2 separate regions of the Homo sapiens genome follow, and region 2 is linked to region 1. Evidence: chromatin contacts called from ENCODE Hi-C data. All regions are on one chromosome and are shown on one strand. Each heading gives the region's core, a stretch centred on a gene start or an enhancer-like site at or near the end of the contact. The rest is flanking DNA. Distances are from core to core; before and after follow the strand shown.

Region 1 (4,368 bases), core at 1,395-3,894:
TAATGCAGGAGAATTGCTTGAACCCGGGAGGTGGAGGTTGCAGTGAGCGGAGATTGCACCACTGCACTCCAGCCTGGGCGACAGAGCAAGACGCTGTCTCCAAAAAAAAAAAAAAAAAAAAAAAATACAAAAATTAGCCGGGCGTGGTGGCAGGTGCCTGTAATCCCAGCTACTCAGGAGGCTGAGGCAGGAGAATTGCTTGAACCCAGGAGGCGGAGGTTGCGGTGAGCAGAGATCGCGCCACTGCCCTCCAGCCTGGGCGACAGCACGAGACTCTGTCTCAACAAAAAGAGTGAAATGTGATTTAGCACACCTATAAAACGCGCAACAAGCTGTCCAAATCCAGACTCTTAGTACCCCAATCTGGGTGGTAACTTAAGATGCTTCATTTCTGTCTTTTTTAAAATTTGTAATAATTTAATCTTTTTTTTATACACGAGGGATGGGGGAATCTTACGATGTTGCCCCGGGCTGGTCTGGAATTGCTGTGGCCTCAAGCAATCCTCTGTCACCTCAGCCTTCCAAAATATTGGGATTACAGGCGCCCGCCACCACGCCCCGGCTAATTTTGGGTATTTTTAGTAGAGATGGGGTTTCACCCTGTTGGCCAGGCTGGTCTCGAACTCCTGACCTCAGGTGATCCGCCCACCTCAGCCTCCCAAAGTCCTGGGATTACACCACGCCCAGCTTAGAGGGACTCCATCTAGAATAGGGGCTGGGAACAGGGAGGCTGGGACAGGCTGGGCAGCATTCCCTGGAGGTCAGCCATTCCTGACGCAAGATATGTGAACAGATCAATACTGTTTACTAAACAGACCGAGGACTGAACAGACACAGAAACCTCCTGATGTGTTGATATCTTCAGAACAAAAGCTTTCATAGTGTGAGAATCCGTTTTGCTTTAAAAATGATAATATTGGGCCAGGCGCGGTGGCCCACACCTGTCATCCCACCACTTTGGGAGGCTGGGGCAGGAAGATAGATTGAGTCTAGGAGTTCAAGACCAGCCCGGGAAACACAGTGAAACCCTCGTCCCTACAAAAATACAAATATTTGCCAGGAATGGTGGCATTTGCCTTTGACCCAGCTACTCGGGAGGCCGAGATGGGAGGATTGCTTGAGCCCAGGAATTCAAGACAGCAGTCAGCTGTGATTGCACCACTGCCCTCCAGCCTGGATGACACAGCCAGATGATCTCAAAATAATAATAATAAAAAATATATAATATGTATATATACAATATTGATTACTGCAAAAGATAGTCATGACAAAGATGAATCCTTTATCAGTCACCCTTGTAGTGGAGCATCTCTCCCCACGACTTTTTTCTTTTAGTTATCTTTTTTTGGGGACAGAGTTTTGCTCTTGTTGCCCAGGCTGGAGTGCAACGGTGCAATCTGGGCTCACTGCAACCTCCGCCTCCCGGGTTCAAGCGATTCTCCTGCCTCAGCCTCCCAAGTAGCTGGGATTACAGGCACACACTGCCACACCTAGCTAATTTTTTCTATTTTTAATAAAGGTGTGGTTTTGCCATGTTGGCCAAGCTGATCTCGAACTCCTGAGCTCAGGTGATCCGCCCGCCTCAGCCTCCAAAAGTGTTGGGATTACAGGCATGAGCCACCGTGCCCGGCCCCCCTTTACTATCTTAATAAGCTTGCTTTCAGTTTGCAATGTGAACTTGCCTCCAGTTCTTTCTTGGGCAAGATCCCAGAACCCGTTCTTGAAGTCTGGATCAGGACCCCTTTCTAGTAACTAGTAACACCATCACACTCCCTCCCCCTTTCAGCTCTGCGTTCATCTCTTTTCATCTCTTTTTTTTTCTTTTTCTTTTTTTTGAGACAGAATCTCGTCTTGTTGCCCAGGCTGGAGTGCAGTGGTGCAATCTCAGCTCACTGCAAGCTCCGCCTCCCGGGTTCAAACGATTCTCCTGCCTCAGCCTCCTGAGTAGGTGGGATTACAGGTGCCTGCCACCACCATGCCCGGCTAATTTTGTATTTTTAGTAGAGACGGGGTTTCTCCATGTTGGCCAGGATGGTCTCGAACTGTCGACCTCAGGTGATCCACCCGCCTCAGTCTCCCAAAGTGCTGGGATTACAGGCGTGAGCCACCACGCCCGGCCGCGTTCATCTCTCGAAACGGCTTCCGGATGCCACAGATAGCTGTGAATTCACGTGATAATTCCGTGCTAGATACTACACCCCAACGCCCTGTAGCTTAGCAATGTACAGCCAATCATTAATCAATTGTTTTTTTCTGTAAACCAACGAGAATTCCCAGCAAACAGCTTCACAGAAGCCCCCTCCCTGTCCTCCAACAACACCTCCCTCTTTTTATTTTATTTTATTTTTTTAATTTTGCCTTTAAAAACCTGCATATAACAAAGGCAGAAGACAACTCATATGCAAGGTTCCTTGGCTCTCAGTCTTCTGGGCCGCTGTCCCCACTTCGGCTCGAGCCAACGTTTGAAATCTTATGTTCCAGTTCAGTCTCTTTCTTTTCTATCGACAGACACAGCAGAAACATGTACCCGGGTGACTCGACATGCTCAAAGACCACAGAAGGAAAGAACTTAGCTTACCCCCACGGCATCCGCTTCCTCTCCTTCCACCTGCTTTTCTTCTCTCGGAGACTCCCGCTTCTGAGTAGCTCCCTTCAGAGTTCCTCTGTGTCATCATACACTCCCTGCCCCTCCCTCCCCTGCTTCCTCATTTCATAGGATTGGGAAACCTGTAATTGCTCCGTGAGTTCATTGGCTCCTGACCTCGTCTCCAAAGACTGGCCCGTGGAACAGCTCAAGTGTGAGTCCCACACACATCTACACACACACACCTGCACACACATGTATGTCTGCACACACATCTGCACACACAGACCTGCACACGCACACATTCCCACACGCCCGCACACACGTGCACACACACTCCTGCACACATGCTTGCACGCGTGTGCATGTTTGCACACACACCTGCACACACAGACCTGCACACACACACATCTCCACACACCTGCACACAGTGCGCACGGGCGTACACACAGCTACACACACATCTGCACACACACCTGCACACATATGCATGTCTGCACACACAACTGCACACACAGACCTGCACACACACATCCCCACACACCTGCACACAGTGCACATGGGCATACACACAGCTACACACATATCTGCACACACATCTGCACAAACAAGCACACTGGCACAGTCCTGCACACACACCTGCACACACATACATGTCTGCACACACATCTGCACACACAGACCTGCACACTCACACATCCCCACTTTCCTGCAGGCACATGCATGTCTGCACACACAGACGTGCGCACACATCCCCACACACCTGCACACAGGGCACATGTGTGTACACACAGCTACACACACACATCTGCACACACACCTGCACGTACGTCTGCACAAACAAGCACAATGGCACACACACTTGTCTACACACGCACATCTGCACACACACCTGCACACACATGCATGTTTGCACACACATCTGCACACACAGACCTGCACACACATCCCCACACACCTGCACACAATGCACATGTGCATACACACAACTACACACACATCTGCGCACACACCTGCACACACATGCATGTCTGCACACACAACTGCACACACATCCCCACACACCTGCACACAGTGCACACGGGCGTACACACAGCTACACACACATCTGCACACACATCTGCACAAACAAGCACACTGGCACAGTCCTGCACACACACCTGCACACACATACGTCTGCAAACACATCTGCACACACAGACCTGCACACTCACACATCCCCACTTTCCTGCAGGCACATGCATGTCTGCACACACAGACGTGCGCACACATCCCCACACACCTGCACACAGGGCACATGTGTGTACACACAGCTACACACACACATCTGCACACACACCTGCACGTACGTCTGCACAAACAAGCACAATGGCACACACACACTTGTCTACACACGCACACCTGCACACACACCTGCACACACATGCATGTCTGCACACACAACTGCACACACAGACCTGCACACACACATCCCCACACACCTGCACACAGTGCACATGGGCGTACATAGAACTACACACACACATCTGTACACAAGCACATCTGCACACACACCTGCACACATATCTGTACACACACACACCTGCACACAGTGCACATGTGCATATACACAAGGACACATGCACATCTGCACACACATCTGCAAACACACACCTGCACACACATCTGTACACACACACACCTGCATACACATGCATGTCTGCACACACAGACCTGCACACACACGCATGTCTGCACACACAGACCTGCACACACACATCCTCACACACCTGCACACAGTGCAC
Region 2 (4,022 bases), core at 254-2,753, 48 kb before region 1:
AGAATGAAACTCTGTCTCAAAAAAAAAAGTTAAAAAAAAAAAATTAGCCGGGCGTGGTGGCGGGTGCCTGTAGTCCCAGCTACTCGGGAGGCTGAGACAGGAGAATCGCTTGAACCCGGGAAGTGGAGGTTGCAGTGAGCCGAGATCGCTCCACTGCACTCCAGCCTGGGTGACACAGTGAGACTCTGTCTCACAAAAAAAAGAAAAAAAAAGAAAAGAAAAAAATTAGCCAGTCATGGTTGTGCATGCCTGTCATCCAAGCTACTAAGGAGGCCGAGGTGGGAGGATTGTTTAAGCCTGGGATGTTGAGGCTGCCGTGAGCCAAGAGTCGCCACTGCACTCCAGCCTGGGCAAAGGATCTTCCTAGCAATCTCTTACTTTCCCTCAATAGAATTCCTCTTTTCCCACTCCAGGAGAGAAGATCCAAGCCCCATTAGAATTTCTCTTCTTCCTCTTCTTCCACTCCAAAAGCTTGTACCTCCCTGGGAGCGTGGGTCTTCATTCTGAAGGCTTCTGTGCGTGCACGTTACAGAAATTTGCACGTTACAGAAATGGTGACCTGAGATGATACCATTGCACTCCAGCCTGGGTGACAAGAGCAAGACTCCGTCTCAAAAAAAAAAAATAAAATAAAATAAAAATAAAAAAAGCTGGGCGTGGTGGCTCACGCCTGCAACCCCAGGACTTTGGGAGGCCGAGGCGGGCAGATCACCTGAGGTCAGGAGTTCGAGACCAGCCTGACTGATGTGGAGAAAGCCCGTCTCTACTAAAAATACACAATTAGCCGGGCGTGGTGGTGCATGCCTGTCATCCCAGCTACTCGGGAGGCTGAGGCGGGAGAATCGCTGGAACCCGGGAGGCGGAGGTTGTGGTGACCTGAGATTGTACCACTGCACTCCAGCCTGGGCGACAAGAACAAGACTCTGTCTCAAAAAAAAAAAAAAAAAAAAAAGCTGAGCGTGGTGGCTCACGCCTGTCATCCCAGCACTTTGGGAGGCCGAGGCAGGCAGATCATAAGGTCAGGAGTTCGAGACCATCCTGGCTAACATGGTGAAACCTCGTCTCTACTAAAAATGCAAAAAAAATTAGCCGGGCATGGTGGTGGGCACCTGTAGTCCCAGCTACTCGGGAGGCTGAGGCAGGAGAATGGCGTGAACCCGGGAAGCGGAGCTTGCAGTGAGCCGAGATCGCGCCACTGCACTCCAGCCTGGGCGACAGAGTGAGAGTCCGTCTCAATAAAAAAAGAAAGAAAGAAAATATGCATGTCTTGTTTCTTAGTAATCTATCTAGTTCATTGTTAGTGATTATTCAGCAAACCGTTAGGGGGGCAAGCGTGTTGGCCCCACGCCCTCAACGCCTCTGTGTCTGGGGCGTCGGCTGCTGGTTTTGTGTCCACACAGGAAGACAGAATTAGGGAACTTGCTCCCCACGGCATGACTCAACAGGATGAGAGACGCAGGCACGGATGTAGGAGGTGGTGGTGCTGTTGATCTCATTCAGGAGAACCCAGGCGTTGGGGAGCCCCATGACGCCGGTGTTCCCTCCCGCGTGGATGGGCAGGGGCTGAACGTGAGTCTCCATGGCTCTTCCCGGGCCAAGCCCATCTCCAGGACATACCTTTCTCCTGTCGCTTGTTAGACGCTGTGCACTGAAGACCTAGCCTTACCCAAAGGGAAGTCTTGCCTTGGGTCTTGGCTGGAGGGTGGTGATACCTCAGGTCCTGGAATGGCCCCTGGTAGTATCTTTGCTGGCCTGGGGGCTTTGGATGGTTCACCGTCTAACAATGTGATTTAAGGTGAGGGTCTTGGAACAAGTGAGATCAGTTCCAACTTCCAGGAGGGAGCCTGAGAAATAGCAGATAGATCCCAACTACCTCTCTGTCTGTCTGTCTGTCTATCTATCTATCTATCTATCTATCTATCTATCTATCTATCTATCATCTATCTAATCTATCATCTGTCATCTATCATCTATCTATCTACCTATGTATCTATGTATCTGTCTATGTGTCTATCTATCCATCTGTCTAGCTCTTCTATCATCTATCTAATCTATCATCTATCTATGTATCTGTCTATGTATCTATGTATCTATGTGTCTATCTATCCATTTATCTATTCTATCTATCTATCTATCTATTGATCTATCTATCTGTCTATTGGTCTATCTATGTATCTATCTATATATCTATCTATCTGTCTATCCATCTATCATCTATTTTCTATCAATCATCTATTTATCTATCATCTATCATTTATTATCTATCATCCATCTATCATCAATCTATCCATCATCTATTATCCATCTAGAGTCTATCTATCTGTCATCTATCCATTCATCCATCTATCTATCCATCTATTTATCCATTCATCTATCTAATCTATCTATCTATCTATCTATCTATCTATCTATCTATCTATCTATCTATTATCTATTTTATCTATTTTCTATCTATCTATCTATGTCTATCATCTATCTAAAATTCATCCATTATGGCTGGGCAAGGTGGCTCACGCCTGTAATCCCAGCATTTTGGGAGGCTGAGGCGGGCAGATCACTTGAGGTCAGGAGTTCGAGACCAGCCTGGCCAACATGGTGAAATCCTGTCTCTACAAAAAATATAAAAAATTGGCTGGGGGTGGTGGTGCACACGTGTAATCTCAGCTACTCAAGAGGCTGAGGCAGGAGAATCACTTGAACCTGGGAGGCGGAGGTTGTAGTGAGCTGAGATCGCGCCACTGCACTCCAGCCTGGGTGACAGAATGAGACTCTGTCTCTTAAAACAAAATAAAATAAAATAAAATTCATCTATCATCTATCTATCAAATATCTATCAGTCAATCATGTATCTAGCTATTATCTGTTACCTATACATCTATTCATCTATCATATATATTTTTCATCTGTCATCTATCAATCATCTATCTGTCTTCTATATATATCATCTATTTTTTAAATTTCTTTTGAGACCCATTTTCACCACACCTGTCCTCATCATAGAATCTGTCTCCCCTCCCTCTCTTTTCTCCACCTGCACAACCCTGATCTCACGCAGGTGACCGATGACCCTCCCCCCCACAGTGTGACTCCCACCTGCATGCATCTTATAAACAGTCTTCTCCAGTTTAGGCATGCAAAGGATTGAATGTCTGCATTGCTCTTCCTTTGGTGCAGTGTGGTTGGGCAGGTGCAGTGGGGTTGGGCAGGTGCAGTGCGATTGGGCAGGCACAGTGGGGTTGGGCAGGCACAGAGGGGTTGGGCAAGTGCAGTGCGGTTGGGCAGGTGAAGTGGGGTTGAGCAGGTTCAGTGTGGTTGGGCAGGTGCAGTGCGGTTGGGCAGGTGCAGTGGGATTGGGCAGGTGCAGTGCGGTTGGGCAGGCACAGTGGGGTTGGGCAGGTGCAGTGGGATTGGGCAGGTGCAGTGGGATTGGGCAGGTGCAGTGGGATTGGGCAGGTGCAGTGGGATTGGGCAGGTGCAGTGCGATTGGGCAGGCACAGTGGGGTTGGGCAGGCACAGAGGGGTTGGGCAAGTGCAGTGCAGTTGGGCAGGTGAAGTGGGGTTGAGCAGGTTCAGTGTGGTTGGGCAGGTGCAGTGGGGTTGGGCAGGTGCAGTGGGGTTGGGCAGGTGCAGTGGGATTGGGCAGGTGCAGTGGGATTGGGCAGGTGCAGTGGGATTGGGCAGGTGCAGTGCGGTTGGGCAGGCACAGTGGGGTTGGGTAGGTGCATTGGGGTTGGGCAGGTGCAGTGCAATTGGGCAAGTGCAGTGCGGTTGGGCAGGTGCAGTACGGTTAGGCAGGTGCAGTGTGGTTGGGCAGGCACAGAGTGGTTGGGCAGATGCAGTGGGGTTGGGCAGGCGCAGTGGGGTTGGGCAGGTGCAGTGTGGTTGGGCAGGCACAGAGTGGTTGGGCAGATGCAGTGGGGTTGGGCAGGCGCAGTGGGGTTGGGCAGGTGCAGTGGGGTTGGGCAGGTGCAGTGGGGTTGGGCAGGTGCAGTGCGGTTCTGCAAAAGCTCCCTCTCAGCCAA

What was found. A loop is a pair of places that touch in the nucleus more often than their neighbours do. Pooled maps may share reads with other maps.
Region 2: a loop to region 1 is called in a pooled map, with 2.8 times the contacts of the local background. The contact joins the enhancer-like site here to the promoter of CSF2RA in region 1. A Hi-C loop is called at or near these places in 2 of 168 maps with a recorded cell type or tissue (CD14-positive monocyte and GM11168), 3 of 37 single-sample maps with no recorded cell type and 4 of 50 pooled maps.

What each region holds. Positions count from the first base shown.
Region 1 is chrX:1,267,090-1,271,457 of GRCh38, reverse strand. It overlaps CSF2RA (colony stimulating factor 2 receptor subunit alpha), which reads right to left and starts at 2,644. Exons shown (of 13, transcript NM_172245.4): 1 at 2,579-2,644.
Region 2 is chrX:1,314,177-1,318,198 of GRCh38, reverse strand. It overlaps a transcript of CSF2RA not described here. Among named protein-coding and RNA genes, the nearest start is that of IL3RA, 21 kb to the left of the region's middle. Within about 2 kb of position 1,503, at least 3 of the 41 ENCODE cell types and tissues checked have a DNase peak (open chromatin) inside an H3K27ac peak, as active enhancers do; they include CD14-positive monocyte, where a contact is called at or near this core.